Regions from separate parts of the Homo sapiens genome. Here regions 1, 2 and 4 are each linked to region 3. A link is a loop called in an ENCODE intact Hi-C map of the cell type or tissue named here. Cell type or tissue: sigmoid colon. All regions are shown on one strand. Each heading gives the region's core, and the rest is flanking DNA. Links, peaks and the distances in the headings are about the cores only.

Region 1 (7,921 bases), core at 1,806-6,805, 80 kb before region 3:
CTTGGACCTGTTGTCCAACAAGCTGAAACAGACCTGCTCATAACTGCCACCCACTGGTTTTAGTCCTGCCCTCTGGGACAAGACAGAAAATGCCAAATCCTTCTCTTTGATAAGGATTTGATAACAGTCAACATAGCCTCTCCAAATAAATCCCTGGTTGCTTCAAGAGTTCTCCATGTGACACTCCTCTGGATTTCTCAAGGTCTCTCTGATAGATGCCTCTCTGCCAGCCTCTGGAGACAACTTCCCTTGCCAGTGCAGGGACATGATGGACTCCTTTCCTCCTTCCTTTAAATGTTATTTAAACATGTTGGCTGTTTTAGCAGTCACGTGGCACTGTCCACCCTTATTTAGCCCGTCTGTGGTCAGTTCAAACTCCCAAGGTTTTTTTTTTTTTTTTTTTTTTTGACAGGATCTCACTCTGTCACCCAGGCTTTAGTGCAGTGGTGCTATCGCAGCTCACTGCAGCCTCGACCTCCCGGGCTCAAGCCATCCTCCCACCTCAGCCTCTTGAGTACCTGGGACTACAGATGCTCGCCACCATGGCCAGCTAATTTTTGTATGTTTTGTAGAGATAGGGTTTTGCCATGTTGGCCAGACTGCTCTCGAACTCCTGGGCTCAAGCAACCCGCCCACCTTGGGCTCCCAAAGTGCTGGGATTATAGGCATGAGCCACCGCACTCAGCCGCCAAAGTCTTTTTCATATGAACTGTTATCAAACTGTGTCTCTCTCATCTGGTCTTTGCACAACCAAGTATGTGTAAACTATGCAGACTACTTTGTGTTCTACTTTCAAAGTTTCGGTCACTGAAGTAAAATGCCATCAAACTCCTCTGGGCCAGAAAGCCTAGATCTAAATGTTGAACCTCGAGTTCAATGTTCTTCCTCATTAGCTTTTTTCTACCTTATGTATTTTGATCTATACAAAAAGTTGAATATGGATAATTTCTACAAACTGCTGGAGCTTAATGGTTTAAAAGGTAGCATAAGCCCGGCACAGTAGTTCAAGTCTACAATCCGAACACTTTGGGAGGCTGAGACAAGTGGATTGCTTAAGCCCAGGGGTTTAAGACCAGCCTGGGCAACATGGTGAAACCCCTTCTCTACAAAAAATGCAAAAAATTAGCCAGGCGTGGTGGTGCATGCCTGTAGTCCCAGCTACTTGGGAGGACTGAGGTGGGATAATCACCTGAGCCTAGAAAGTTGAGGCTGCAGTGAGCTGTGATCACACCACTGCACTCCTTCCTGGGTGACAGAGTGAGACCCTGTCCAAAAAAAAAAGAAAGAAAGAAAGAGAAAGAAAGAAAGAAAGAAAGAAAGAAAGAAAGAAAGAAAGAAAGAGAGAAAGAGAGAAAGAAAGAAGAAAAGAAAAGAAAAGAAAAGAAAAGAAAAGAAAAGAAAAAAAGAGCATGGTGTGTTGGAGCATGTGAGTGTTGGGATTGGGATACCTGTATGCCAGGCATTGTGAAGTGCTTTATATACATTAGCTCCTTCTCTCCAATAGAGGTAGTATTATTATCCCTAGTTTCTGAACAAAGAAACTGAGGCTTAAGACGTTCCACTGTTATTAAGGGGCAGAGGCAGGATTTGAACCTAGTTCTGACCAACACCAAGGGTCAAGTTCTTTTCATCATACTAGTGGTTCTTAACCTTGACTGCCTTGACTGCACATTAGAATCACCTGGGGAGCTTTAAAGCATCCCAATGCCCAGGGCCCATCCCCAGCCAATTAAAACAGAGTCCCTGGAGGTAAGGTCTGAGTATGAGTAGGTTTTAATAGCTCCCCAGGTGATTCTAATATACAGCAGTAAAACCCTACTTTATACCATGCAATTTCCTAGGTACATTAGTCTGGCATAGATGTGAATGCAACTATTAGGCTCTATATTTTTAGCACTGGTTGCTTCAAAAGACAAGGCTGAAGTTATTTAAGGCACTAACATCAAACAAATGGTGATGGCGAGACCTCAACCTGCTGCTCCCTGTTCTGATAGGGGAGTGAGGGCAGCCACTCCGTTCTAACTTCTACCCCTGGAAACTTCCACTGTTCATTTCCCTGAATCATGTGCTTTCCCCCTGACCATTTTGAGTTCCAAAAGACAGGCCTGCCATGCACGGTGGCTCACGCCTGTAATCCCAGCACTTTGGGAGGCTGAGGCGGGCGGATCACCTGAGGTTGGGAGTTTGAGACCAGCCTGACCAACATGGAGAAAGCTTGTCTCTACTAAAAATACAAAATTAGCCCAGCATGGTGGCGCATGTCTGTAATTCCAGCTACTCGGGAGACTGAGGCAGGAGAATCGCTTGAACCCGAGATTGTCCCATTGCACTCCAGCCTGGGCAACAAGAGGGAAACTCTGTCTCAAAAAAAAAAAAAAAAAAAAAAAAAAAAGACAGTTCTGGCCTAACTTATACAGGGTGAGCAGACTACAAGTGGGCCCTAAAGATTCTTAGCTGCGTTCCTTTGACTTATGACAAAAGCCTTAGGATTTACCTTCTGAGCAAGCTGCACAAGGTGGTGTCCGAGAGGTTTCCCTGGGGAACTGAGGCTCCGTATAAGTTCCTTCCTGTATTCCTCTGGCTGGCCCTTATATGGGAGAGCTCCTTATAAAATGTCTTAAAAATTAGAAACGGACATGATGCAACTGAGAAAATAATTTGTATATTAGCAGGAGGTGCAAATCCCCGAAGAGCCCATTGAAAAAATAAGAAACTCCGAGTCAATGGGAAGTTGTAAAACCTAGCACTGTGAGAACAAAGAGCCCTAGCCATATGGAATAGCTTATCAGAGGCAGGGCAACGGAGCCCGCGTGAGAACGGCTCAGGCTCCAGAGAGGGACACCTAGATCTGTTCAAGGAGGCGTCAGGAAGTGTCGGGGATGGTGAAAGAGCTGAAAGATGTGATTAAAGTAAATCCTCCAAAGATGGGAAAGTTCGGCTAAATGGCTTCTTCCTGTTCTTAATATGCTTTCTATTTTTCCTGGAGGCAGGAGGGGGGCACTCTGGGTAATTTGCTGATTGCCCATGGCTCCCTGTCCTCCCTCCAAGGCTGGAGTGGATTCTTTTGTCTGCAAATCCTGGATGTGTGCTTCCCCTATTACAAGCAGTAAGGGCTATGTGAATAAAATATGTGTCTCTTAGAAACCATAATATGATCCTAGAATCAAAAAGAGCCTCTTCTCACAGCTTTCCCAGAGCTTCAACAGTCATAACCACTAAGCAGAAAGGGCTTCACTGGGGCTGTATCCACACATAGATCAAGCACTGAGGAGAGTGAAAGCAGTTAGATGCCTAATGTAGGCTAAATACACGTAGTCCCTTGGAAGACTGTGGAAGAAATATGGGACCATATTTCTTTTCTTTTTTCTTTCTTTCATCTTTCCTTCTTTTTCTTTATTTTTTTTTACCTTTCCTTCTTTTACTTTTTTTTAAATCTTGAGACAGAGTTTTGCTCTCTTGAAATTTACTTCTTTTTCCCATTTATTACAAGCCTCTTATTCTTTTTTCTCTCTAGTTTCGTTAGGCATTTTATTTTATTTTATTTATTTGAGACAGAGTCTCACTCACTTTGTCACCCAGGCTGGAGTGCACTGGCATGATCTCAGCTCACTGCAACCTCCACCTCCCAGGTTCAAGCGATTCTCCTGCCTCAGCTTCCCAAGTAGCTGAGATTACAGGCGCCCGCCACCACTCCCGGCTAATTTTTTGTATTTTAGTAGAGACAGGGTTTCACCATGTTGGTCAGGCTGGTCTCAAACTTCTGACCTCAAATGATTGCCTGCCTCGGCCTCCCAAAGTGCTGGGATTACGGGTGTGAGCCACCGCACCCAGCCTCTATCTTTCCTTCTTTTTCTTTTCTTTTTCTTTCTTTCCTTCCTTTTATTTCTTTTTCTTTTCTTTTGTCTTTCCTTCCTTCCTTCTCTCTCTCTCTCTCTCTCTCTCTCTCTCAGCCTGAAGGAGTCATCTAATCCCCACAGACCTCCATTTCTCCTCACTCTGCGTGGGCAGACGCCACCTAAGAGAGTCTTGAAAGATAAACATAATGTGTCAACACACTCAAAATGTTTCCCTCACATGGAACTCATCTCACGCTTCTCTCTAGCACTGGAGCCATGCGGCATTTCCATGGGAAGAAAGTCTCAAAATAGCAAGTAATAAACAGAGCCAGGGAGCCTGATGCAGCTCTACCCTGTGCCAGCCCTCAGCCTGCTCCCTCCAGAAGGAGCCGACTCTTTCCATCCCGGTAGAGCCAAGCCAGGCTACAGGGCCAGATAATCAACGGCAGGTGTCACACCCCATAATAAACCTCAAGGAAACAAAGACGATCATAGAGAAAACTTAAGGTTCGATTGCTCAAGGAGCACTGTTGGCTGGCACGTTACAAAGAAGCCCCACACGTGGGACTGGATTGTTAAGTCCCAAGTGCCCTTGGATTGGCAAGGAAGGTGAGAGTCAGAACGGAAGGGGCCCCAGGAACTGGTAGATCAGAGAGGCTCCAGCCAGGAGGGACTGGGCTGAGGCAAATGCTATGTTTATTCAGCTTACAGCTTTCATTTTTCCTAAGTGATTTAAATGAGTTAAAGAAAAAAAAAAATCATTCTACTGGATTGAGTCCATCTCTAAATATTTGGGACACACGCTGAAAGGTTAGAAGCAAACTCCTGCAAAGAAATGATTGCTGGAATGAGGGAGTTGGCTACCAGAGGAGGCCTGGGACGAAGGCCAACAATGACCCGAGAGAGAATCCAGAGCAGCGAAATGATCCATGAAGTTTCTTGGCATTTTTAAGCACTCCTGGAAAGAGAGAAGCTCATCAACTTCACTGAAGAATCTCCAAACAAATAGCTCAACTGTCTCTGTGTTTCCCAGCCTCAGAACTGGGCTGGAAAATTCAACTGCCAGTATTGAAATGCATATTTCAAGGCTGGGGCTTTGTTCTGTGGTTTGGGGTGCTTCAAACAGTTTGACCTAATCTTCAAGGTTACAGGAGTGCCAGGCATTGTCTGAGGAGTACAGTTTTTCTCGGCCCTACCTGTACCTACATTCTCCCTCAGCCTACATTGTTGTGTAGAACTGGATTTGAGTCAATTATCTGTCTCCTCTGTCTCAAAAACAGAATGGAACAAAGCAAACAGAACAAGACAAAACAAAAATCCTATCGAAAATACTCAAATTAGGGATTGACTGATTTTCTAGCAGATGCTTCACAAGGAAAAGAGGGTAGGGGGAGGAAGAGGAAGAAACAGTACATTCAGCAACTGACTAGAAGCTCAAAGATAGAAAATGTATCAAGAGCTCATTTGCAGCAAGAGTGATGACTCACACTTGTAATCCCAGTGCTTTTAGAGGCTGAAGTGGGAGGATCACTTGAAGTCAGGAGTTTGAGACCAGCATAGGCAAAAAATTAGTGGGTATAGTGGTGCACGTCTGTAGTCCTAGCTACTTGGGAGGCTGAGGAGGGAGGATCACGTGAGCCCAGAAGGTGAGGTTACCGTGACCTATGATGGTGCCATCGCACTCCAGTCTGGACAACACAGTGAGACCCTGTGAAGGAAAAGAGAGAGAGAGAGAGAGAGAGAAAGGAAGGAGGGAAGGAAGGAAGGAAGGGAGGGAGGGAGGGAGGGAGGGAGGAAGGGAGGGAGGGAAAGGAAAGAAAGAGAGAGGGAAAAAGAAAGAAAGAAAGAGAGAGAGAGAGAGAAAGGAAAGGAAAGGAAAGAAAGGGGAAAGAAAAGAAAAAGCAAATTTGCTATTTTGGAGACCTTGGACCACTCGTTCACTTCATTATAGGAAACCTGGTGTTCAAGTGGAGACCCAGACTGAGGCCAGCTGGAGAAAGAGGTGAAGACAGTGATGGGAATTATTTTCCTATAATTAGGGGCCCAGATGCTGACCTAGGATCCTGTTCTGGGAGTCAGGGCCGAGTTGAGCACAAGGAATGAAGTGGAGCTGGTACAAAAAGGAAAACAAAGAAGGGGGCTCAGGAATGAAGACAGAGCTGGACCCCCACTGCAAATCAGTGTACAAGTCAGAAGGTCTGTGAAAAGTAAAATTGGTGGGATTGCAGAGATGCAGAGAGATTGGCCTCTGCAGACAAGGCTCTGCTTCCATGGCCCCTACCCATGTCCAAGGATAAAAGTGCTGTGAAGGATACACTGGTTATGATAGTAACATCAGCCACATATGTTATTACATGTTGTATATACTGAAGTTTATACTCCCAACCCCCCAGAGAGAGATCACAGTCCAATCTGGGGGAGAAGTGCAATTCCAAAAGCATCTAACATAAGACTAGGAATGGAGGGGCAGGCATGAAGGCCTACTCACCACCATTTCCTAGAATAAAGCAAAGCATTACTCTGGGGCTATTTTTATGGCAAGAGGCTCATGCGCACCTTTAATCCTTGAAGGAGCAAGATGAAACACCTTTCACTCTGTGTTCCAAAGCCATGCTTAAAAATTACTTTAAATCTTTTATGAAAAAGGATACAGAGTCTTACTTAGTGCACTTTCTAAATATTTCTTCTACTGAAGTAATTTGTAAATGTTGCAGGGTGTTAGAAGAATAGGCTTTAACGAAGAAAATAAATTGTGTTTTTAAATCCCAAGGAGCATGGAGCTTGCAGGCACCACTGGAAATATCTGATGGGAAGGGAAAGTTGCTCACTTCTTCCAGGCTAACCAAGAGTTTGCCACTTCAGATTGGGAAACCTTTGGCCACAGGGTTTTGGGTTTCATCTCCAAAGCCTCTAGGGGAGACAAATGCCTCTCTTTGGGGTTCAACTGTGTGTTAACAAGGAGCAGGTGAGAGAATGACTCACATAGCCGAGTGCAATCAGCCGGCTCTCCACTCTGCCTTCTCTGGATCACAGTATCTGTCTGTGTAGACTGAGAGAATCAGACTAGAGCAGGGCTCAGCAAACCCTTCCAGAAGGAAGGAAATCGCACAGGTAATACAGACCACAGACATCCCAGCATATTCTTCGTTACCTCTTCATTTGTTAACAGCCTTATTGGAGATAGAATTTGCATATTGTAGTGCACCCATTGGCGTTTTTGTATATTCATTATGTTGTGCAACCATTCCCACATGAATTTTAGATTTTCATCACCACGCAGACCAAACCAAACAAAATCCTACACCCATTAGCTGTCACTCCCATTTTCTCCTATCACCCCCAGCCCTAGGCAACCTATAATCTACTTTCTAGGTTTTATTTATTTATTTATTTATTTATTTATTTATTTATTTATTTATTGAGACAGAGTCTCGCTCTGTCACCCAGGCTGGAGTGCAGTGGTGTGATCATGGCTCAACCTCCCAGGCCCAAGCGATCCTCCTACCTCAACCTCCCGAGTTGCTGGGACTACAGGTACACACCATCATGGCCAGCTAATTTTTTTTTTTTTTTTTTTTTTTGGTAGAGACTGGGTTTTGCCATATTGTCCAGGCTGGTCTTGAAATCCTGGGCTCAAGCGACTCGCCTGCCTTGGCCTCCTGAAGTGCTGGGATTATAGGCATGAGCCACCATGCCCGGCCCTCACTGAGGTTTTGATTTGAATTCCCATAATGATTCATGATGCTGAGCATCTTTTCATGTATTTATTGACAACTTGTTTATCTTCTTTGAAGAAATGTCTATTCAAATCCTTTGCCCATTTTAAGACTGGATTATTTGTCTTTTTAATGTTGAGTTGCAATTTTTTTTTTTTTTTTTTTTGAGACGGAGTCTCACTCTGTCACCCAGGCTGGAGTGTAGTGGCGCAATCTCGGCTCGCTGCAACCTCTGCCTCAGCCTCCCAAGTAGCTGGGATTACAGGCATGCTAATTTTTGTATTTTTAGAAGAGATGGGGTTTCACCATATTGGCCAGGCTGGTCTCAAACTCCTGACTTCAGGTGATCCACCCACCTCAGCCTTTCAA
Region 2 (7,921 bases), core at 1,276-6,275, 67 kb before region 3:
TGTATGTGTATATATATATATATATATATATATATGTGTGTGTGTGTGTGTGTGTATATATATATATGTGTATATATATATGTGTGTGTATATATATATGTGTATATATATATGTGTATATATATATGTGTATATATATATGTGTATATATATATGTGTATATATATATATGTGTATATATATATGTGTATATATATATATGTGTATATATATATGTGTATATATATATATGTGTATATATATATGTGTATATATATATATGTGTGTGTATATATATATATATATATATATATATATATATATATATCCTGTTAGTTTTGTCCCTCTAGAGGACCCTGACTAAAACAGAGGCTGAAGCAGGCAGATCACTTGAGCTCAGGAGTTCAAGATAGGCCTGGGCAACATGGTGAAACCCCGTCCCTACAAAAAATACAAAACTTAGCATGTGCCTCTTTTTTTTATTATAGCCATACTAGTCCCAGCTACTGGGGAGGCTAAGGTGGGAGGATCACCTGAGTCCGGGAGGTGGAGGCTGCAGTGAGCCATGATAATGCCACTGCATTCCAGCCTGGGCAACAGAGCAAGACCCTGTCTCAAAATAAAAAAGAGTTACAGTTAAATATTTACTTAAAAATATTCATTTTAATCTGTATCTCGCATGAAACACACACTGTTACATATGGCTCACAAGACCAAGTGAATCAGTCAGTAGCTATTCGGCTCCCTGCCCCCTCAGTTTCCCCTTCAGCCAGGGTCCACCACTTAGCTATTCACACCTACCTGTGCTGGGCTGTCCACAGCCTGTGACTGGTTCTTGTAATACCAAGGAGTATAACAAACTTTTAGACAAACCTAACATTTGGTCTAAGTTCTCTAGGTCTTCTCATTGGAGTCTTGTGTTTCCTGACCTTCTACTGTGTCCCACCCCTGGTCCCCGCCCATAAAGCTACTTCCCATTTAGCATATTCTTTTCAGTTTGGAGGATGGTTCCCATATGCCCACCTGCTTTCAGTCTCACTGCTCACCCTCACCACCAGGGCTTGTGTAGCCCTTGATTTGGGCCTGCTGGGCTTTGCTCTACTGCCTTATGTACCCATATTGCTCTGCATCTTAGCTCTAATCTACCCACTTGCCTGAGGTCCCCAGATCCAATGTGACGAAGTTTCATCTCTCCCAACCCATCCTATGATCAACAGTTGCGTACTGCCTCAGCTCTGATAAAAGATACCTTCTGATTTCTAATGGAAATGAAATCAAACTGTAAGCTCAGTCCTTTCAAGTAGAAAATAGATCGCTTAAAGGTTGTTCCAGGAAGCTTAAACTTATAAAATGATCATGAACATCCCCAGAATACATTTTATGCCCAGTTACTTTTGGAGCTAAATGGGGTCGCAAAATGTTCACTGACAACAGTAATGACTTATCCCAATAGACAGATTCAACCCATGCTTAGGGTTCCTGCAAAGCACAGACACCCCCTTTGCTTTGAAAGCACCCCAAAAAAGTAGTTGAAAGCACTTCTGATTTGGTTGCTCAAAAATACAATTGAGGCAGGGCACGGTGGCTCACACCTTTAATCCCAGCACTTTGGAAGGCCAAGGCAGGTGGATCACCTGAGGTCAGGAATTTAAGACCAGCCTGGCCAACATGGTGAAATGCTGTCTCTACTAAAAATACAAAAATTAGCCAGGTGTGGTGAAAGGCTTCTGTAATCCCAGCTACTTGGGAGGCTGAGGCAGGAGAATCCTTTGAACCTGACAGGTGGAGGTTGCAGTGAGCTGAGATTGCACCACTGCACCACAGCATGGGTGACAGATTGAGACTCTGTCTCAAAAAAAAAAAAAATGGCTCTCCCTCTCCCTCTCCCTCTCCCCCTCCCCCTCCCCCTCCCCCTCTCCCTCTTTGCACAGTCTCCCTCTGATGCGAGCCGAGGCTGGACTGTACTGCCGCCATCTCGACTCACTGCAACCTCCCTGCCTGATTCTCCTGCCTCAGCCTGCCGAGTGCCTGGGATTGCAGGCGCGCACCACCACGCCTGACTGCTTTTCGTATTTTTTGGTGGAGACGGGGTTTCACCATGTTGGCTAGGCTGGTCTCCAGCTCCTGACCGAGAGTGATCTGCCAGCCTCGGCCTCCCGAGGTGCCGGGATTGCAGACGGAGTCTCGCTCACTCAGTGCTCAATGTTGCCCAGGCTGGAGTGCAGTGGCGTGATCTCGGCTCGCTACAACCTCCACCTCCCAGCCGCCTGCCTTGGCCTCCCAAAGTGCCGAGATTGCAGCCTCTGCCGGGCCGCCACCCTATCTAGGAAGTGAGGAACATCTCTGCCTGGCCGCCCATCATCTGGGATGTGAAGGAGCCCCTCTGCCCGGCCGCCCAGTCTGGGAAGTGAGGAGCGCCTCTTCCCGGCCGTCATCCCGTCTAGGAAGTGAGGAGCGTCTCTGCCCGGCCTCCCATCGTCTGGGATGTGGGGAGCGCCTCTGCCCCGCCACCCCGTCTGAGATGTGAAGAGCGCCTCTGCCCGACCGCGACCCTGTCTGGGAACTGAGGAGTGTCTCTGCCCCGCCGCCAACCCGTCTGGGAGGTGAGGAGCGTCTCTGACGGGCCGCCCCCTCTGAGAAGTGAGGAGCCCCTCCGCCCGGCAGCCGCCCCATCTGGGAAGTGAGGAGCGTCTCCGCCCGGCAGCCGCCCAGTCCGGGAGGTGGGGGGCAGCCCCCGTCCGGCTGCCGCCCCGTCTGGGAGGTGGGGGGCACCTCTGCCCGGCCGCCCTGTCTGGGAAGTGAGGAGACCCTCTGCCCGGCTGCCACCCCGTCTGGGAGGTGTACCCAACAGCTCATTGAGAACGGGCCATGATGATGATGGCGGTTTTGTCCAATAGAAAAGGGGGAAATGTGGGGAAAAGAAAGAGAGATCAGATTGTTACTGTGTCTGTGTAGAGAGAAGTAGACATAGGAGACTCCATTTTGTTCTGTACTAAGAAAAATTCTTCTGCCTTGTGATCCTGTTGATCGGTGACCCTAACCCCAACCCCGTGCTCTCTGAAACATGTGCTGTGTCCACTCAGGGTTAAATGGATTAAGGGCGGTGCAAGATGTGCTTTGTTAAACAGATGCTTGAAGGCAGCATGCTCGTTAAGAGTCATCACCAATCCCTAATCTCAACTACCCAGGGACACAAAACACTGTGGAAGGCGGCAGGGCCCTCTGCCTAGGAAAACCAGAGACCCTTGTTCACATGTTTATCTGCTGACCCTCCCTCCACTATTGTCCTATGACCCTGCCAAATCCCCCTCTCCGAGAAACACCCAAGAATGATCAATAAATACTAAAAAAATTAAAAAAAAAATGAAGCAATCATTATGGGAAAACCAGGAATTTGTTGCACTTATTTTCAGTTTAATGTTGCTTTTAGTTGATTTACACAGACTGTCAGGAGACATCATAATCTCCTCCATATCTGGGGTCTCTGAAGGTTTTTATAAGATACTGGATGGCCACTTACAGAGCCCTATGGATTTCCCATAGTCTTTTTGGAGGCCACTTAGACAATGGGGACAAGGGAGAAAAAAACTGAGTTCAAAAATGGGTGAGGTCCAGGTTGGGACATTTGCTTTAGGCCTTCTCTTGGGTAACATGGCTGAATCATTTAAATTCAAAGCTAAAGCTAAGGCTAAGACTAACAGACATCCAGGTTCAGGTTTCAGCGAGTCACAGACAGGCAACTTCAGTTCAAAGAAAAGGCATTTGGCTCTATTTTTTTTCTTTCTATAAAGAGCTCTTATGAAGAGAAAGTTAATTTCTGTGACTCATAAACAGAAGATTTCCAAAGCTCCATAAGGTTTCTATGCAATTAGGTCAGGATAACTTGATGAGAAAATAAATAATTCCATGTTTCCTACGAGTGTATCCATGTACATAATGTACACTCCGTAAGAGCAGGGTTCAGGAACAGTGCTGGTTGGCAAGGAAAGAAGAGCGCTCATTCTGATTAATAACTAGAGCATCTCCATGTGTACCAGGGCACCCAAACTAGACTTTGTCGGGGATTGGCTGCTGGCCACATGGCAAGAGCATTTGTGATATTGCCACACACCCAGGAAACAGCAGCTCCTTCTCCAATCCATAGGCACCAAGTTGGGCTGCTAAAAATATATGGAGTTAAGCAATCTGGAAGTTTCTGGGTATGGAAAAACCGAGAGACCCTTTGCATTAGGAATAGCAAAGAGCAGATAGTGCCCTCTGGGCCCTCACAACATCAGGATAGAAAATGGAGAATCAGAAAGAAACACTCAGGCAAACATCCAAGAAAGGCTCCAGTATTTACACACTGTTTTACTTGACTTCTACATGTTGCTACAGCATCATAGGGGAAGAAATCCTTTCTGCAAACATGAGAAATGTGACCTCCAAAGAAGATGTTAATTGTACACATTGGTTCAAAGAAAACTCTAATTGCAGCATCCCCGGTACTTTCTTCTTATAAGTTGTTTCTGAAGATGATGCCAATAGACAGTGACCCTGAAAGCTCTGGGGTGACTGCACCCAGTCTCCACTCAGCTCAGGAGTTCAGCCTGCTCCTTATCTCTGCTGCTACTCTCCTAGGACTTCTAAGGAAAAGTACATGAGAGGCACCCAGAGTTGCCTAACTCTGGGTGCCCAAAGAAAGACTAGCACAGAGAGACTAGGAGCTGAGGAAGACAGGACAGCAAAGGGAGGAGGAAGCATAGCTTTATCCACTAAGGATGGATCCCACACCCAAGTCCTGCCCCAGGCCTGAGAACAGAGGTATAGGAGGAGAAGTCCAAGCGGTCTAGGGCTCTGCCTCCACATAGCCACCTGAGCCTCTACCATTGATCAGTCAAAGGTCCACTCAGGCCTCTCCTCTGAATTCCAAGCTCACCTATCCAACCACCTAATCAATGTTTCCATACAAATATCAGATAAGGTCCTCAAACATAACGCATCAAAAACCAAACTTTTTTCCATTAAGAGACAGAGTCTCACTATGTTGCACAGGCTGGTCTCAAACTCCTGGGCTCAAGCAGTCCTACCACCTCAGCCTCCCAAAGTGCTTGGATTACAGGTGTGAACCACTGTGCCCAGGCTAAAAACCAAATTCTTGACTTTTGTCTACCTCCTTCCCTAACCCCATCCACCATCTTCTCAATCACTCTTAATGTGACTCTATTCTTCCACTTGTATAGATCAAAGACATGAGCTCATCCTGGACTCCTGATTTTCTCTCAAATCTTACATTCAATCATCAGCAAATACTGTTGGTTCCATTTTCTTTTCTTTTCTTTCTTTTTTTTTTTTTTTTTGAGATGGAGTCTCATTCTGCTGCCCAGGCTGGAGTGCAGTGGCACAATCTCAGCTCACTGCAACCTCTGCTCCCCAGGTTCAAGTGATTCTCCTTCCTCAGCCTCCCAAGCAGCTGGGATTACAGGTGCCTGCCACCGCACCTGGCTAATTTTTGTATTTTTAGTAGAGACAGGGTTTCACCATCTTGGCCAGGCCGGTCTTGAACTCCTGACCTCGTGATCCACCTGCCTCGGCTTCCCAAAGTGCTAGGATTACAGCTGTGAGCCACCACACCCAGCCGGTTCCACTTTCAAATGATCTCCAGAATCTGACTACTTCTCATCTCCTCCCCCTCTACCACCCTGGCCTGAGCCATCATCAGCTCTAGCCTGCATTATGGCACTAGCGCGCTCTGAGCTTCCACCTTTATTCTCGTACACTCTATTCTCCATGCAGCAGCCAGCCCGATCCATGTGAATTGTAGAGCAGGGCATGTCACTCTTCTGCTCAGCACCTTCTTATGTCTTCTCATTCCATTCAGTCAAAGCCAAAGTCCTTACCATGGTCAACAACCTCCCCCGCCCCAATCTGACCTCCCATAGTGCCATCTTATACTGCTTTCCACCTCACCCATTACATTTCAGCCACAACTTCCATATTATTCCTCAAAAATGAGGCCAGGTGTGGTGGTGCCAACCTGTAGTCCCAGCTACTTGGGAGGCTGAGGCAGGAGAATAGATTGAACCCAGGAGGTAGAAGTTGCAGTGAGCTGAGATTAAGCCACTGCACTCCAATCTGGGCAACACAGCGAGACACTGTTTCAAAAAAAAAAAAAAATTGCCTAGCACACTTACTTTAGGGCCTTCGCTCAGGCTGTTTTCTCTTCCTGGAATGCTCTTCCCCACTCCAGATCTCCTAGGCTGACCCCTTCTCCTCCTTCTGGTCTTCATTCAAATAGTGCCTTGTGTAAATGACTCCCTGACTCCCCTAATTGAATTTGCAACCCTTTCCCCAAGTCTCCCTTTCCCTTCTCCCTGCTTCATTTTTCTCCATAGTGATGATAATTTATCATTTAGTTAGTTTATTATCTGCCAGAATGTAAGCTTCACGAGGACAGAGGTTGTTACATGTTTACTGTGGTATCATCTAGCACAGAGTTTGGCACAGAGGAGTCACTCAGTATTAGTTGAATGACTGATAGAACCTAGCCTCCTTCTCCCTCCTCTTCCCTGCTTGCATCCAGCTCCTCCTTGGTAAAGCTTTTATTCCTCCGGTCTGTTTGGGCCTTGAGACGGGAAAAGTAAGGCTTTCTTCTCTGCAAAAAAAATATTTCTGGCCACGTGAAATAAGGGAAGGGAAACCCATCTTTCCCCCTGAAATACTCCTCATTATCTTCCTGCAAAGCCAGCCCTGACAAGAAACTTGGGTGGGATGGTCACCATTATTTAGGACAAACCATACCTGGGAAGGGCTGAGATGAGCAACTTCTGGGACTCCATTCAGAGGGTTCTAGGTTTGGGAAAGCCAGCTCTGAATTCCCACACCATTTTCCCACTCCCAAATCTCCCTCACTGCCTATTGCCATGAGTCTGTAAATTCTCTTAGAGAATGATCCTTCTCTGTTTTGTTCACTGCTGTGTCCCTAGTGCTTAGAGCACTGCTTAGAGCATAGTAGATGCTCACCGGACGTGGTGGCTCACGCCTGTAATCCCAGCACTTTGGGAGGCTTAGGCGGGCGGATCACAAGGTCAGGAGATCAAGACCATCCTGGCTAACACAGTGAAACCCCATCTGTACTACAAATACAAAAAAATAGCCGGAAGTGGTGGTGGGCACCTGTAGTCCCAGCTACTCGGGAGTCTGAGGCAGGAGAATGGCGTGAACCCGGGAGGCGGAGCTTGCAGTGAGCCGAGATCACGCCACTGCAGTCCAGCCTGGGTGACTAGGCGAGACTCCATCTCAAAAAAAAAAAAAAAAAAAAAAAAAAAGAACATAGTAGATGCTCAGTAAATATTTCTTGGATGGATGAATGAATGAATGAACTGTGAAATGACCAAGTATATAGGGGTTAACTCGCTACCTGCCTGACACCTAATCACAGCTCTTCCTACCCTTTTCTCTCCCATCCTGTAGGTAATCTGCCTTGGCTCCCTTAATTCTCTTCTGTTTGTGTTCTGCCTTGTACTACACCATTTCCATGTCTCCTTCCTATTCCTAGTCCCCGCCACAATCCCTGCCTGGACTTCCAACACAGTTGGCAGTGGCCTTGAGATATCTTTCCTTGCTCTTTCTGTAAGTGGGACAGATCTTGCTTCCTTGAGTGCGTACTATGTGCCAGGTGCCCTACTGAGTGCATTAAACTCATTTTCTTTAATCCATAGAACAACGATGGATAGATGTCTCTAAACAACATCAGCTCCCTTCCAAATGACAGAGGATCTGTGCCTGCTCTCTGATTGGGCCTCATCCTTCAGGACAAAGGAAGAGATGCTTTCTCTGCGCTTTGCACAATGAATGTTGACTTAGCCCACCGTCAACACAATCCCACTTAGTGCCTTCAAGAGAAGTCTCTCAGAGTCCCATTCACTCTACTCAGGGTAAGGCCCAAGTACTGACTTCCCAG
Region 3 (7,921 bases), core at 1,077-6,076:
TCCCTCCCCTCCCCTCCCCTCTCCTCTCCTCTCTTCCCTTCTCTCTTTCCTGAAACACGGTCTCATGCTGTCACCCAGGCTGTGGTGCAGTGGCGTGATCACAGTTTACTTCAGCCTCTACCTCCCAGGCTCAAGCAATCCTCCTGCCTCAGCCTCCCAAGTAGCTGGGACCACAGGTGTGCACCACCATGCCTGGATACTTTTTATTTTGTTGTAGAGACAGTCTCACTATGTTGCCTAGGCTGGTCTTGAACTCCTAGGCTCAAGCAATCCCCTTGCCTCGGCCTCCTAACAGATATGAGCCACTGTGTCCAGGCTTGGTTCTTCCCAGCCCCATATTTGGAAATCAGGGTAGCTCCCCAGCAGGCCATGAGAAGTGTCCTCAAAGCTGAGAGAGTAGACCTGGCTCAACCAGTTCTCTTGGATTGGAGGACAGAAGCATGGGAATGCATTCTTTGTTCTCTCTGCCCACCAGCAAATGTACCCTCCCCCTCCCAGTGTCATATCAGGGGAAACTCCTGACCTGGGAAAAACAAGTATACCATTAGTGCATTCTATCTAAGCAAGCCTTTGCACACCGTTTATAAAACTGTAAACTCCTTTTGGCTTATACATCTTCCCTTCCTCTAGGACTGAACATTGTCAGGCACATAGGAGGTGTTCAATGAACATTTATCAATCTAAAACAAAGATACTTCCACAGGACCTTGGCAGTTGTACATTCACTGCTGACAGTAAAAGAGACCCAGAGCACTGTGTTCTCTGACCAACAACAACAACCACAACAAAAATAGCATGGGATTTGGTCAGAGGCCTTAGATTTCAGTCTTGGTTTAGCCACCCAAGAGCTCTGTGGCTGTGGAGAAGCCACAGAACCTTGCTGAGACTTGGTTTGCTTATCAATTAAAAACAAACAAACAAAAAACAAAATATTCTAAGATATGAGGGTGCACCTGGAAGCACTGTGCAAACTTGTAAAGTGCTATATGAACAAAATGTGGTATATCCGTAAATGGAACATTATTCAGTCATAAAAAGGAATGAAGTACTGATACATGTTACCATATGGATGGACCTTGAAAACATGATGCTAAGTGGAAGAAGTCAGACACAAAAGCCCTGTATTGTATGATTCCATTTCTACAAAATGTCTGGAACAGGCAAATCCATAGAGACAAAGCAAATTAGTGGTTTGTAGGGACTGGAAGGAGAAGAGAATGAACTTTGAGTGCTTAATGGGTATGTGGTCTCCTTTTGGAGTGATGAAAATGTTCTGTAACTAGTGGTGATGATTGTACATTATGATTGTACTAAATGCCACTGAAGTGTGCATTTCAAAATGGTTAAAATGATACCAAATTGCGTATGTGTGTGCTTTTTACCACAATTCTAAAAAGCAAAAAAAAAAAAAAGTTATATGACGGTTAATCAGCCTGAGAAGTCATCGATTTTTGCAGTCAACATGCAGTCTCTATTTTTTGGCGTTGAGAGAACTTACAAGGAGTAGGTGCATCTCCACTAAGAAGCCTCTTCTGAAGACAGCAGGGATGGGAGTGGGAGAGGGAAGAAGGAGTTCTGGCCCATCTGAAAAGAAAGCTTCCCTTCTGGATGGTATTTGTTTCGTAGATTGCCAGTTGTTCACCCTGTTTGTATTTAAATGAAAGGAGGCTTTGAAGTGGGAGCCGCCTCTGAGCACGGCTTGGGGTTCCTGCCTCCCTTGGTAAAGTTCAGACTTGTCCAGATCTGTTTGTAGCCAGAGGTTACTGTTTCTGGTGGAAAAGGCTCAAGTTTGGGTTAATAATACATTATGAGGAAGAGCAGGAGTAAACCTGGGGAGGGCGGGGGCGGCGGGGGGGAGCGGCGGCAACGAATGAGTTCCTCCCAGCCTTGGTGTGAGAAGTAGCTTTCTGATTTGGCCTTCATGGTTCAGGAGTATCATTTTCTCTCTTACGGTCACTGGCTTCCATTTTATAATAATGCTCGTTGCATCTCAGAGCATATTCTCCTTGGTGAAGAACATCTTTAAGTAAATGTATCAATCAATGAAAATTAAAAGTGCTCAGCTAAGCCCTAGCAATGCCTTCAGGACTTGATGGTTACCAGTTTAAGGAAAGTCTTGAAAATGGCAGGAAATTCAATTGTAGTTGAGTTTGCACATTAAAAAAATTGCTCTCCTAGTTTCAGAGTTAAATATTCAGCCAGCCCACAGAAATTGGAAGTCACAGTTATAGACGGGTCACAGTCTGTTCATGTTGATAGTCTGTTAACAAAATGTAGAAGAGTCTGCAAGCAGGTATTCAAAATAACAGCTCCTCATAGCCAGCCATGTCAACGTGGTTTACAAACAACAGTGGAGAAAGTCTCAACAAACCCTCTGAGGGTGATAACTGTAATGATGGTTCGTATCTTTGCCCTATGTAATTTTATGGGAATTGAGAGTCTAGCCAAATAATAAGTTCCAGCCCTTTTTATCTGCCCAGTTCCCAGCACACTCCCGAGGTGTCTGAGGCACTTCTCAACCCAACCTCTTAAAGCAGATTGTAACAATAACAACGGTAATGACAAGTTCCCGAGCTGCACAGTTCCCTTCATTTAAGGAGCGCTGGGAGCTTCAAAAAAACACTCATTAATGGAATCTGACAAAGCTTGCAAGATGGGAAGTCTCTCCCATTTCCAGTTTTCTGGTGGAAAAGTGGGGACTGAGTCCCAGAGGGGTGTCAGTCTCTCTCAAGGGGCTTGAGGGGGTAGGGGGTTTGGGAGTCCTGGGCTACCATTATTCCATGAAATTCGAGAGTCAAGAGTCCCGGGTTCTGGACGCCCCCTTCCCCGGCGTGCTATTTACCAAGTCGCTTCCCATTTCTGGGCCCCAGTTCCCTTAATAGAAGGAAGGGTTGGGCCAAATGGTCTCCAAGATCTCTGCGGTCAACCCTGTCTTTGCCCCCTCACCTCGCGGTTGGGGGTTTCTCCCGCTTCAGAGTTCGGTTAGACTTGTAGTAGAACCGGGTCGGGGGTGGGAGTGGCGTCGAGGGGTTGGAGTGTTGCGGATGCGGGAAGGAGGATGCCTGATGGGGTCCTGGACAAACTGGTGTTTCACGAGTACCGTCCTATGGGAAGCAGGTCTGGGGAGACCAGGTGAGGCTCTAGGACGAGCTCGGAGCCCCAAATCCCCCTGCTGCCTGCAGCGAAACAATGCGAGTAATGTGCCTTCCCCGCCCAGCCCGGGAGCTGCGCGGATAGGAGCGTCCGCGGGTGCGGGATGGCAGCGGGGAGGCGGATATCGCGGCGGGAGGGCTCCGCGCGGCTTTTGCCCATAGGCGGCGGGTCAGGTGGCCGCGCGCAAGAAGGCCTGGGGCTCAGACATGGGCTTCGGGACAAGTCCCAGGCCGTCCCGTTCCCCAGAACCTGGGCCCTTCAGCCCGGAGTAGTTGGCCTTCCCTTTGTGGTTGGGGGGCGGTGGGCTGGCTCCCCGCCTCCGAGGAGGAGGGGAGGAAGGAGGAGCCGGGTGGGGCGTGTCACGCGAAGGAGCGCCGGGCGCCCGGTGCGGCCCCCTAGGAAGTGGATTTGGCCGCTCCGGATCCAACCCGGCTTCCAGGTTTTCTCCCGGCCCGGCCCAGCGTGCTCCCGCCTGTCTCCGGCCCCCCCACGACGCCCGCCCCCTCCCCCCGAGTGCCGCCCGCTTGGCCAAGTTTGCGGAGCGTCGCCGCGCACGCCGGCCAGTCAATCAGCGGCAGAGCTGAGAAGGGCACAGCCGCGCGGCGGAGGGCAGAGTCAGCCGAGCCGAGTCCAGCCGGACGAGCGGACCAGCGCAGGGCAGCCCAAGCAGCGCGCAGCGAACGCCCGCCGCCGCCCACACCCTCTGCGGTCCCCGCGGCGCCTGCCACCCTTCCCTCCTTCCCCGCGTCCCCGCCTCGCCGGCCAGTCAGCTTGCCGGGTTCGCTGCCCCGCGAAACCCCGAGGTCACCAGCCCGCGCCTCTGCTTCCCTGGGCCGCGCGCCGCCTCCACGCCCTCCTTCTCCCCTGGCCCGGCGCCTGGCACCGGGGACCGTTGCCTGACGCGAGGCCCAGCTCTACTTTTCGCCCCGCGTCTCCTCCGCCTGCTCGCCTCTTCCACCAACTCCAACTCCTTCTCCCTCCAGCTCCACTCGCTAGTCCCCGACTCCGCCAGCCCTCGGCCCGCTGCCGTAGCGCCGCTTCCCGTCCGGTCCCAAAGGTGGGAACGCGTCCGCCCCGGCCCGCACCATGGCACGGTTCGGCTTGCCCGCGCTTCTCTGCACCCTGGCAGTGCTCAGCGCCGCGCTGCTGGCTGCCGAGCTCAAGTCGAAAAGTTGCTCGGAAGTGCGACGTCTTTACGTGTCCAAAGGCTTCAACAAGAACGATGCCCCCCTCCACGAGATCAACGGTAGGTGGGCACACCCGGGAGGTGGGCGCAGAGACCGACACTTCGGGAAGGGAGGCTGCAACTCCCTTCCCCCGCCCCGCCGCCCCCTGCGCCGGACGCAGGTACACTAGAGGGAGAAATGGGCAGTCGAGAGGGCAGGAGCGAGCGAGCGAGAGAGCCAGGCAGCCCGGGCGCAGGACGTTCCCCGCGGGCGCAGCGCTCCCCCCTTCCCAGCACTGCGAGCGGAGGGGCGCCGCCGGGTTGCCCAGTGCGACTGTCGCGCTCCGCTCCCCGCCTCCGCTCCTCCTCTCCCCCCTGCATTATTCGCCGTCCCGGGAAGCCCCTGAGGACTGTGGCCCTCAAAGTGCGTGTCACCGGCTACTTCTCCTTTTCCGGGTTGAACTCCTTATAGGACGCCCCGCTTTGTTGTATGGGTGAGGAGAGGCCGGGTGGGGGTGGGGGTCGCCAGTGGGGTGTGGTGGAGGGAAACGTCCCGGAGCTTGCTAGATTCTGGGGGTCGCAAAACGTGGAACTTGAATTGATGTTTCATTGATGTTCTTTTAAAACTCTCTCCCCGCCTCTCTTGCACCGCTGACAAGGATTAGGAGTTTTAGTAGCCGCAACCGCTTCAGAAGTCGCCTTTAAAAAGCAAACGACTACCCCCACTCTCCACCCCTCCAAACCCTGACTTTTGGGAACTCTCCTACTTTCCGGAAGGTATCAGACCAGAGGAGTATTTTTCCCCTCTTTCTTTTTTCTTACCTCATTTTAAGGGTTAATTGCACTTTCAATTACAGACCTTTGAAAGGACTGATTACAGGAAACCTGAATCTCAGTTTGGAGATGGTTATGCAAATAGAGACGGCTTAGCCTGTGAGAAAGTTCACCGGATTTTGGCGCCGGTGGGGTGGGATGGGGGGTGTATGGGGGTATTTGTGAAAGCCCCTCTCGGAGCGCTGGGGAGGCAGCGTTCGGCGGGTGCCCTGCGTCCCTCCCAGCGAAGCTGGCGGCGGTGTCCGGCCGGGTCCCCTCCGGGTCGCACTGTCTTCTTAGCAGCGGCCAACTGTTGCGCGCAGCCCCGCCGGCCGCGCAGGTAGCCCGTTCGCCCTGGGGGCTCAGAAAGCACCACGAATCTAGCTGGCTGGTGGCCAGCGTAATCTAACGGAGGAGTGAGAGATTCGAGCCCGGGGGGGGGGCTGAGCCTCCACTCCGAACCTTTCATGGAAGTGAGTGGAGCGCGCCTTTGCCTTGCCGTGCTGGTCTCCGGGTGGGGCGGGCAGGGGGCCGGCAGCCAGCAAAGGAAATACTGTAATTTCAACCAGGCGCTTCCAAAGGCTTAGGAAGATTTGGGGGTCATTTTTTGGAAGGGCTATTAATAACCTTGGAGATTAAGTGCAGTCATCAATTACATATTAATTACAAAGGTAATTGAGGGAAGTTGCTGGGCACTTTTGGAGTGTAACTGGCGTCTGTCTAGAAATAGAAGCGAAGAAATTGTTGGAGCAGCCCAGGCGCCCACTGCACCTTGGCAGTTACCAAATAACATGCTCACTACTGATTAGACACTGTTTGCCCTTCAGCTGCCTGTCTTTTGGGGAGCTCAAGTATGTCCTCAAAGCGGCACGATTTTATTGGTTGTAGAGCCCTGAAAAGCCCTCTTTCTTTCCCTTCCTCCTGCCCCGCCAGAAAAAAAATGAAGTGAACCACCAGCCGCTGAAGCTTGGGGACTCTGCAGGTCAAACCTGGGGTCTTTGTGCCCTGCACAGTTTAGGCCTGGGCACAGCGGAGATGATTGGCGTGAAGGTTACAGTTGTCATTCCCACATTTTGAAGGGGTAGATGCAGCTCTGCACTTAATGGGAATGTGACAAGGTTTCATCTTCTGCTCATGCAAACAATATGTGCCTTTGATATTGACTGCAGGCATTCAGCGAGTGGGGTTGTGAAACTGCCCTCCCCAGTTTCCCCAACTTTGCTCTGTGCAGTCTTTCGCTGTGGCAGGGCATCTTCCCCAGCCAGCATCTCAGGAAAAAGGAAGCTTGAAGGGTGCTCAGAGACTCTGTGCTAGGTGTTCCCTTTGATTGTCATCATCCCCAGAAATCACCTGAGGGATATTTTGCGTATATGTCTATCTGGACATTCCCCCATGCCAAAGATAGGGGAGTTATTAGTGACCAGCAGCAGGAAATGGAAGCTAATGTGCTCACACCCAAAACATTTTATTCTTTTTGTCTTGTCCTTCATCTCCCTCCCTGGGCTGCTGCTTTTATTTCCCCTTTTGAATGACCTACTGGACTGCATTCTCCTGAGGAACAAAGGAAGTGCCTTTTTAGCTGGAATCCTTGGAAGACCACCAAGGACTTTAGCTCATGCAGTGCAATTTCGCACCACTTTCAACAATAACAAAAATGCATGACTGAATGGCTCAAAAATGTGGAGTGTTAGAGGCATTCATTTGAGTCTAGGACACTGTCACAACACAGACAGACCCAAGTAAATACCTTTAGACGGCCAGTATAGAAACAGGCGTAATCTTTACCATCACCCTGGCCTCTCCAGATGCATACATTAGCCTTGTCTTCTCTGAGCTACACTCAGATAATTTTGGTCATTTTTTAAGGGGGATAGTCAATATAGTGACTTGTATTCAGCCTAGGTCTGGATGGATTAATTGCCAGGCACTTTGCCTGGGATGGGGAATGTGCTTTTTTCAGTGCAAAACACCCAGGATCATTTTCCAGGTGAAGTATCACAAAGTCTGGGTACCTAGCTCATTGAGCCCCAGGCTCAGCCCAAGTTTAATGTTTTATTCCAGATGGCCTTGCACTTGCCTTCTAGAGGTTTGAACAGGCTTTAAGAATACTCCATGTTCTGGAGGAGTCTCAGTCTTTATAGATCATAGTTAGGATCATCTGATGTGCTCTCAAGGGTGTCAGGGAGTACATCATGCTGACAGGGCTTCCAACTGAGGTCCTGCATTGCCTGTCTGCTTGACCCCTGTACTTTTCAAATAATGCTGAGTCCAGGTGCCATGATCAAAAGGGATCTTTAACACAAAGATTATGTTTTTGTTCAGCTTTCAATGGCCATGTACTTTTGGAGCGCCCACTATGTGCAGTATCCTCTGCTCAGCATTGTGGAGACAGCAAGAAAGGCAGGAGGGGCTTCTGCCACCAGGACCTTTCCTATTAGTAAGGAGATAAGCCACGCACACACAAAATTAGAATACAACACAGTGGTGATAAGTGCCATACAAGCGATACAGATGACGAGAAGGGAGTGCCCAGGCATTTCAAAGAGAGAAGGGATTTAGGACTCTAATACTATAGAATATTAACTGGGTAAAGCTAGTTCACTAGTAAAAATGAAAATACTAATGAAGATAAGTTTAAAAATCTAACCATTTTCATTATGCCTCCCTCCATAAAGACAAAGGTAAAGGGTATGCAACAATGGGCATTTTATTACTCATCTATGTTGAAATTGTTTTTAAGAGTGAGGCAGTGGGTTAGAAGCATTCATGAACTTGCCAAAGGTCCTCTTC
Region 4 (7,921 bases), core at 1,294-6,293, 80 kb after region 3:
GAATGATGATAGACATTGACTGTCTTACTTTTTATCTTGCAGGTGATCATTTGAAGATCTGTCCCCAGGGTTCTACCTGCTGCTCTCAAGAGATGGAGGAGAAGTACAGCCTGCAAAGTAAAGATGATTTCAAAAGTGTGGTCAGCGAACAGTGCAATCATTTGCAAGCTGTCTTTGCTTCACGTTACAAGAAGTTTGATGGTATGTTATTCAAGTCATATGTAAGAACCGGCAGTTAGGTCTGTACTGTAGCTTTTTCACAGCTCCTCTGCTCCCTCAGTGCTTAAGTTTTCTCCCAAGATGTTGTCCTTGTTGGATACCAGAGACGAGTTTACCCTGTAGCTTTATGGCTAGAATACTTCCGGATGCACTGGAATCTGTATGGTAGGCATTATGGAAATATGGTCACAAGGAGACAAAAAATAGATTAGTTTAACTTAAATGCTTTGATTTATTTTCTTGGGTGAACACAGAATAGTGTTGTTGACGCAAGTCCCTTTAAAAAAAAAAAGACCTCATAATAAAAAGCAGGCATCTGAAAACTGTCTTAGTCAAAATAAAGAGAATTTACAGATGCTGGACTTCAAATTAAATTTCAAAATGGATCCCCAAAGACAACTAGAATTCCTAAAAGTTTTGCAGAACACAGGCAGGATTAAAGTTCTTGAGTTTCCATGCAGCAGAGACCCAAAAGTAGCCATTTTACTATAGTCTTCATTAAGCTGGGCTCCATCCAACCTCACATTAGCTGAAGCTCTGGCATAGTCTTTCCATGTAAAAGCCACGACAGAACCCATTCTAATCACCTATGCCAGACGTGGCTTCTTGCAGGCACACTTTCTCTTAATATTGAAGAAATAGCCAATATGAGCCAATTGAAAGTGTACTTTGATCCTATCTGAACAATGGTACAGATAACAGACTTTAAAAAATAGAATATGGAGTCCAAAACACCTCAGGATTCTTTTCCCTGGTGCTGTTCACTCAGTTTGAAGATTTTTATGAAGTAGATTTAGTTTTAAGAGGATTGATTTCCTTTGTGCCTGTTTTAAAGGCCATTCTAATTACATAGTACCTTTGAAGCATGCTTTTCTTGACATTATGTGTGGTGAAGAAGTACAAGACAAATTTTCTAGATATGAAATGTCTTTGAGTATTTCTGCAAAGGGCTTGTTACCATGGTGAGAAAGTTAGACTAAATTAGATTTGATATAGCTGATAAGGCAGTCCTCAGTTAAAGAACAGGTTGTATTTCAAATGTTGGCTTTGAGATGTGTTATTTCAAACTTATAACCAATTTAATAAGTGTTAGGTTCCCAGGTGAGACCACAAAAGCATATTTAATCTATAATGTAGTTGAACTAAAACACTGTCTATGTAGTATGCCGTTGATCCTACCCATTTTTTCAAACACGCTATGTGCAAAATTATGTCTTAGTTCTATCACCTTTCCCTGGATGAATGGGAACAATTTATATATCTGTATATCCTTCTTATTACCCATATCCCCCTACATATATGCTGTAGCTGTTAAAAGTATTTAACAATATGTTAATACCATGTGAAAATGGGTGTTATTGGCAAAATCTATCATTAGACCTCCTCTGTCTCTCCTGATCACTGAATTATTATTATTGAAAAGAATGGTGTTTTCCTGACCATGGCATTTCTCATTCAAGATAATAACCTAAGCCTTTTCTTTTACTTTGGGGAGAAAACTTAGAAAGCTAATTAAATGGTCATTTTTGAAAACTTAAGATGTTGATATTTAAAAATCACCACTTAGGGGCTTCATAATGGAATTTAGAAGGAAAAAAAAATCTGCTCTTTAGAAATGACTCTCCCGTTGGCAGCACAATGTAGTGGAGATAAAGTTGTTTCCAAGTTCCAAGGCCTTCTACTGCAAGTCACCTCATTTCTTGTTAGACTTGTATCTTCCTGGCAGGGAGCCCACAGTCATTGCCTATGGGCCTACTGGTTTAGCTATTCTTTTCCCTTCTCGCTCCCCATGGTTTTATAGCACTACTATGATTCCAATGTGTAGTGTTTTGTTGTTGTTGTTGTTTTCTTCTTAAACCATACAGAGAAACTTTATCAGTAAGTGTTAACATGTGTTTTTTAAAAAGGATAGAAAGTTTTTCTTGCTCTTCCCTACCAGGCTTCACATTCAATAAATATGTTAACACTGTGCCTTGATCAGTTTCAAAACTTTAATGATTATGAAACTCCAGTGTTTTTTCTGACTTCAAATTAAAATATGGCATAGGCTGGGCATGGTGGTTCATGCCTGTAATCCCAGCACTTTGGGAGGCCACGGCGGGCAGATTGCTTGAGCCCAGGAGTTCGAGACCAGCCTGAGCAATGTGGTGAAACCCTGTCTCTACTAAAAATATGAAAATTAGCCAGGAGTGGTGGTGTGCGCCTATGGTCCCAGCTACTTGAGAGGTTGAGGTGAGAGGATCACTTGAGCCTGGGAGTTCAAGGCTGCAGTGAGCCAAGATTGCGCCACTGCACTCCAGCCTAGGCAACAGAACAAGACCCTGTCTCAAAACAAATAAATAAAATAATATAATATAACATAAAATATGGCATAGACAATAAAGTTAGGGAACATAGATACAAGGTTTTTTTTTAATGGGTAGTAGCTGAAATGTACTTGATCTGGAGATCAATATACTGGAATGCTGGAATACTGGAATGCCAGAATACTTTGCACATTTTCTCCATGTTAGGTTACAGAAACAATGAGATAATTTTATATGGTAAAACCTTAGTTGACTGGTACCCACCAAATCATAGTCCCCTAGTGGGTGCTGCATTGATTGATTAATTTTTTGTTTGTTTGTTTTGAGATGGAGCCTTGCTCTGTTGTCCAGGCTGGAGTGCAGTGGCGCAATCTCGGCTCACTGCAACCTCTGCCTCCTGGGTTCAAGCGATTCTCCTGTCTCAGCCTCCCAAGTAGCTGGGATTACAGGAACACACCACCACGCCCAGCTAATTTTTGTATTTTTAGTAGAGACGGGGTTTCACCATGTTGGCCAGGCTAGTCTCGAACTCCTGACCTCAGGTGATCCGCCCACCTCAGCCTCCCAAAGTGCTGGGATTACAGGCATGAGCCACCGCGCCTGGCGATGATTGACTAATTTTTAAGGCTGTCAATTAGGACTTGCCAGTAATTCTCAATGCCTGCCGATCCAAGGGCATTGATTAACAGGCTATAGGATATGTCTTGACTCTCAGAAATTCAAGGGTGGATGCTTTGGCCAAAGAATTATCCAAACTATTATAATAGCTAAACCCTGGCTCTTGGTGTGAATTGAAGAGAGAAAGTTGGGCAGACTAAAAAGATGGTGGTAGGGAACCAAGATGGAGCAGTGAAGTTGCACAGAGACAGCTGGGGACATATAGTAAGGAAATAGTAAAAGGACACATGGAAATATTATGGGTCAGGCAACTTCAAGGGAGTACCTTTTGTCATCTGCAAGCTTACAGTGTAAATTCAAAGTGGTGACCTTGACCCCAGACAACTTTGTCTATCATCAAAACCTGTCTATGTCTATGAGATACCACTTCTTTCTAAGGTAGAAATAATTACTTTTAAAGTAATTATTGAAAAAAAACCTTTTCAACAAAAATAAAGTTTGGGGGCTTGTAGAGAGTTAGCCTTCTGTTACCAGAAATCATCTCATTATCCCAGTTTTCCATCATTCTTCCTCAATTGACCCTGGTCAGGGTTCTAGTGCCAGTTCTGACATTTTTATAGTCATTGGATTTGAGAGATGAGTCCCTTCTCCAGTTCCCTTACCTCTAAGGCCCTTTTTTATTCTGTACTTTTAATTTCCTATCGTTTGCACATCTCAAGAGACTGTACGGTCTATATCAGTTTTTAAGATATAAACTCGTGTGTGTGCGTGTGTGTGTGTGTATGTGTGTGTGTGTTCGGATTTGGGTGACGTACAAGAGAACACTTCCTCCCCCTCAAAAATCATCAGATTTCTTATATTTTAAATCTATATCACTGAGTTTAAAGACTGGCCTCTGTGTTTTTCTATGCTATCATTTTTTAAACCCACTTTTTAACTTAGGATGTTTAATACCAGAAATCTGTATTCTGCTGGAGACATAGAGCCAGATTGTGGTAGTGACAGAGCTAGCTGCTCCCCCTCTTGGCCAATTCTGGGAATTTTTTGATAGTAGAGCTGCTAATTAACTTAGCTGAATCAGTCATCTCATGAATATGCTAATCACATACTTAATTCAGGAGGGAGTTAGGGAAAATTGCTTGGCAAAGGGAATAGAAATAGAAGTGGGGCATAATCCGTGTTTTGGGACCACAGCATAAAGACCCGCCCCCAAATGCCTGGCATTTTGTGAGAAAATAGTTGTTTTTAAAAGAAGCATAGTTAAAATCCCAAATAGGTTAAGGTGATTACAGCTGCCATGTTAAATGTATTTCTGAATTACATAGTAAAAATGATGTTACAGCTATGAAGTAATGTCATTGCTACATAACTGCCTGTATCAAACTGTAGATATTCTGCATGTTTAAATAACTAAGGAAATGGTTGTTGTCTGATGCTAGTCTATTGGGAAAACTCCTTTAATTTGTCATTTTCAGAGCAAATTTAATAACTTTGGATGGGAGGCAGTGCACAGTGAATTATCATCCTAGTTCTGCAGTGAACCCACTGTGACTGTGACCTGGGGCAATTAAATGAGTCTCAGTTTTCCCATCCATAAAATGAGGGGGTTGAGCTAGATGCTCTCTAAAACCCTTTTCAATCCTACCAATTCTGTGAATCTTTTAAACATGTGACTAGACCAGCTGCTTTAGTGAAAGGCCTTACAAGATGTTAATTAGCCGTCTGTATGGTACCCTCTATTTTCCCTCTATCATTTTTTAACTCTCAGCTACTTTCACCAGGTCTTTGAAAAACCCTCCCATGAGCCTGAAGCTTGTTAACTTGAATAATAGTAGAAATTTTCTGAATTAGCTTAAAATGCACACAAAAGAAATAATTGTCTGTCCCATCTATCTGCATGGGCCAAGTGTAAACCAAGCAGTTACCCTTCCCTTAAGCCCTAAGGCCCCTTGTTTCCTATCACTTCACAGAGGCAGGGCACGAAGCACTCTTCAGACTTAGCAGAATCTGCATTTTAATCACCAACTGCAAATTTTCTGTAGTTCATATTAGCCATTAACCAGTGCAGAGGATCAGTGAGTAGGAGGCATTAAAATTTATATGCCCGTGAAAGGCATGACCTCAGTGGAAGCGAGCTATCTGCTAACCTTAAAAGACAAATATGTCCAGATAAGCTTCATGGCCATTGACTAAGCTGAAATTTCTGGAATTTTCCTGACCCCTGACTTTAACTATTTTCTACCTATATAGATAATTGTCGTTTATATAGCCACACTTACTAAAGATCCCCTGAGAGGGTTTTACATTGGAAAAAGTCTAAAACACCCTCAAAGTAAGTGTGTCATAGATATGCATAGCATAATATACAACATTGATTGGTTTTTAATCCTCACCTCACATTTCATTAAGACATTAAAAAAATCATTGCTTTCTAAAACCTCTGCTGTAGTACAGCGGGCAACATTTCATAGGCTGAGTAGCCTCGAAAGTACGGAGAAAGACATGAGGCCTTCTGGCCTTCCTGCAAATGCAGTGTTTCTTCCAGATTATGCCAGTGGTCTCCGATTTAGTTTGAAAGCACTGCTACTCTTTCCTTTATGATTCTATTTTCTTTTCTTTCCATATGAAAGAGACTAAAAAGCCAGCTACTTTTGCTAATTCTTTTATAATCTCTCTGTGAAACTTGACCAGAATGAGCCACTGCCAGCTTACTGTAATCAAATCAAAAGCTCAGACAAAATGCACACATTTCTCTATTGACAAAGGTTTTCTGCCTTTTGAGTTGTTATCTGAAGTGTGACCAATTGTGACTTTAGCATTGGCTATCTCATCGGATTGAAAATGCATGTGCAGCTTTACGAGCCCAAAGCACTTTAACTTTGGGCCTCTCCTCTTAGCTTTGACTTCTTCAGAAGGCATGACATCAGCAAGAAGCAATGGATCTGTCTGGAGGGAAGTAAATACATAGAAGAGCTTCAGATGAACTGCTTTTATCAACTCTGTTGGTTCATTGCTCTTTGGGCCTGGGAGTTTGGAATGTTGTTCATCACTGCCTGCTCTACTTCTATGTGTCTGTCTGTCCAGGCAAAGAACAGGGCTTAGTTGATCTAGCACTGACTCCAACCGATTGATTGAGAGAATTCCCTGTGCAGGCAGGCTTCAGCCCTTTCTTGTTCATTGTCCACACCCATCTTCATCACCCTCTCTCGAAAGAATTAGCAGAGCAATGGAAACTCTTGTAATAAATATGACTCTAACAGCAAGGATGGTACATGGACACACCCTTTCTGCAGATAGATTTGGCAGTGTGTCAGCAGTTTTGAATATGTTCATACTCATTGATTTAGTAATTCCACTTCTGGATGTGCATCCCAAGGAAAGAAAGATCTGCATAAACACTTATGTACGATGTTAATAGGATGTTCATCACAGCATTATTTCTAGTGGTAGGAAATTGGAAATAAGCTTGCATGCCCCACAATGATTACACTATTCTCCGTCCATGTGGTGTCATTGTATGCAGCCATTAAAAATGATGGTTCTGCTGGGTGCAGTGGCTCACGCCTGTCATCCTAGCAGTTTGGGAGGCCAAAATGGGTGGATCACTTGAGGTCAGGAGTTTGAGACGAGCCTGGCCAACATGGTGAAACACCATCTCTACTAAAATACAAAAATTAGCCAGATGTGGTGGTGCACGCCTGTAATCCCAGCTACTCGGGAGGCTGAGGCAGGAGACTCACTTGAACCAGAGAGGTGGAGATTGCAGTGATTTGAGATTGCACCACTGCACTCCAGCCTGGGTGACAGAGCAAGACTCTGTCTCGAAAAAAAAAATGATGCTTCTGAAGAAGTTTTAATCACATAGAAAATGCTAACCATATAGTGTTACATAAGAACACGGTGTAAATACATTTTATTTCAACCACGTAGCAACATGTATTTCATAGGAAAAAGGGAGGAAGGAAATTTGATAAGCCATTGTTACTGTCTTTTAGCAGTGGGGATTATATTTATATTTTCTTCTTACCTGTCCATATTTTTCAAGTTGCTATAATGAGGAATACTATTTAGGAAAAAATTATATATTTCTTTATGAAAAATATGGAAACTGCTTTGGTGAAGTTTTAAAATAATGTTTTTCTTTTTATTAAGTATTACAGTGCTCACTGTAGAAAATTTGGAAAAGTAGAAAAATACATCAAATCCTCCAGTGGTTAAATAGAATGAAGGGAATAAAGGGAAATAGTTACTTTTGAAAGCATGAAGGTATATCACTTTTCTGATTATAAAATGTCACTGAAATATCTGGGGGAACAAAATCAAGAAAGATAGAATGAAAAAAATTACCCTTGATCCCCAGCACCCAACCGTCACTCTTGTATTTACCTAATCTTTTTGTGTACGTAGATAATGCATATACATACATGCAAATTGGTATCATAATGATTTGCTATTTCATGTTCTGAATTTTTTTTTTTTTTTTAGACAGTCTCACTCTGTTGGCCAGGCTGGAGTGCAGTGGCTCAATCTTGGCTCACTTCAACCACTTCAAGTGATTCTCATGCCTCAGCCTCCCAAGTAGCTGTGATTAAAGGCTCATGCCACCACACCTGGCTAATTTTTGTATTTTTAGTAGAGACAGAGTTTCACCATATTGGTCAGGCTGGTCTCGAACTCCTGACCTCAGGTGATCTGCCCACCTTGGCCTCTCAAAGTGCTGGGATGACAGGCGTGAGCCACTGTGCCTGGCCTGATTTTTCTCTTGACATTAGATTATT

What was found. Peaks named below come from ENCODE experiments on the same cell type or tissue, not always from the same donor. Only the 100,000 strongest peaks of a DNase experiment are listed, where the experiment ranks them.
Region 1: a loop joins it to region 3, with 4 times the contacts of the local background. A loop is called at or near these places in 3 of 110 quality-filtered maps.
Region 2: a loop joins it to region 3, with 3 times the contacts of the local background. A loop is called at or near these places in 3 of 110 quality-filtered maps.
Region 4: it touches region 3 in a loop (4-fold over the local background); 18 of 110 quality-filtered maps call a loop at or near these places.

What each region holds. Positions count from the first base shown.
Region 1 is chrX:133,492,450-133,500,370 of GRCh38, reverse strand. No RefSeq gene overlaps it. Among named protein-coding and RNA genes, the nearest start is that of GPC4, 81 kb to the right of the region's middle. In sigmoid colon, for the core only: no CTCF peak of the experiment used is centred there; DNase peaks (open chromatin) are centred at 4,200 and 4,720; H3K4me3 peaks cover 427 bases; H3K27ac peaks cover 1,001 bases.
Region 2 is chrX:133,478,624-133,486,544 of GRCh38, reverse strand. No RefSeq gene overlaps it. Among named protein-coding and RNA genes, the nearest start is that of GPC4, 67 kb to the right of the region's middle. In sigmoid colon, for the core only: no CTCF peak of the experiment used is centred there; a DNase peak (open chromatin) is centred at 4,024; H3K27ac peaks cover 333 bases.
Region 3 is chrX:133,411,284-133,419,204 of GRCh38, reverse strand. It overlaps GPC4 (glypican 4), which reads left to right and starts at 3,716. Exons shown (of 9, transcript NM_001448.3): 1 at 3,716-4,399. The coding sequence starts at 4,240. RefSeq lists enhancers at 1,315-1,854, 2,977-3,477. In sigmoid colon, for the core only: no CTCF peak of the experiment used is centred there; DNase peaks (open chromatin) are centred at 3,584, 4,054, 4,404 and 5,574; H3K4me3 peaks cover 3,533 bases; H3K27ac peaks cover 582 bases.
Region 4 is chrX:133,331,463-133,339,383 of GRCh38, reverse strand. GPC4 (glypican 4) reads left to right here. Exons shown (of 9, transcript NM_001448.3): 2 at 43-201. Among named protein-coding and RNA genes, the nearest start is that of GPC4, 80 kb to the left of the region's middle. In sigmoid colon, for the core only: a CTCF peak has its summit at 4,179 (motif pointing left); no DNase peak of the experiment used is centred there.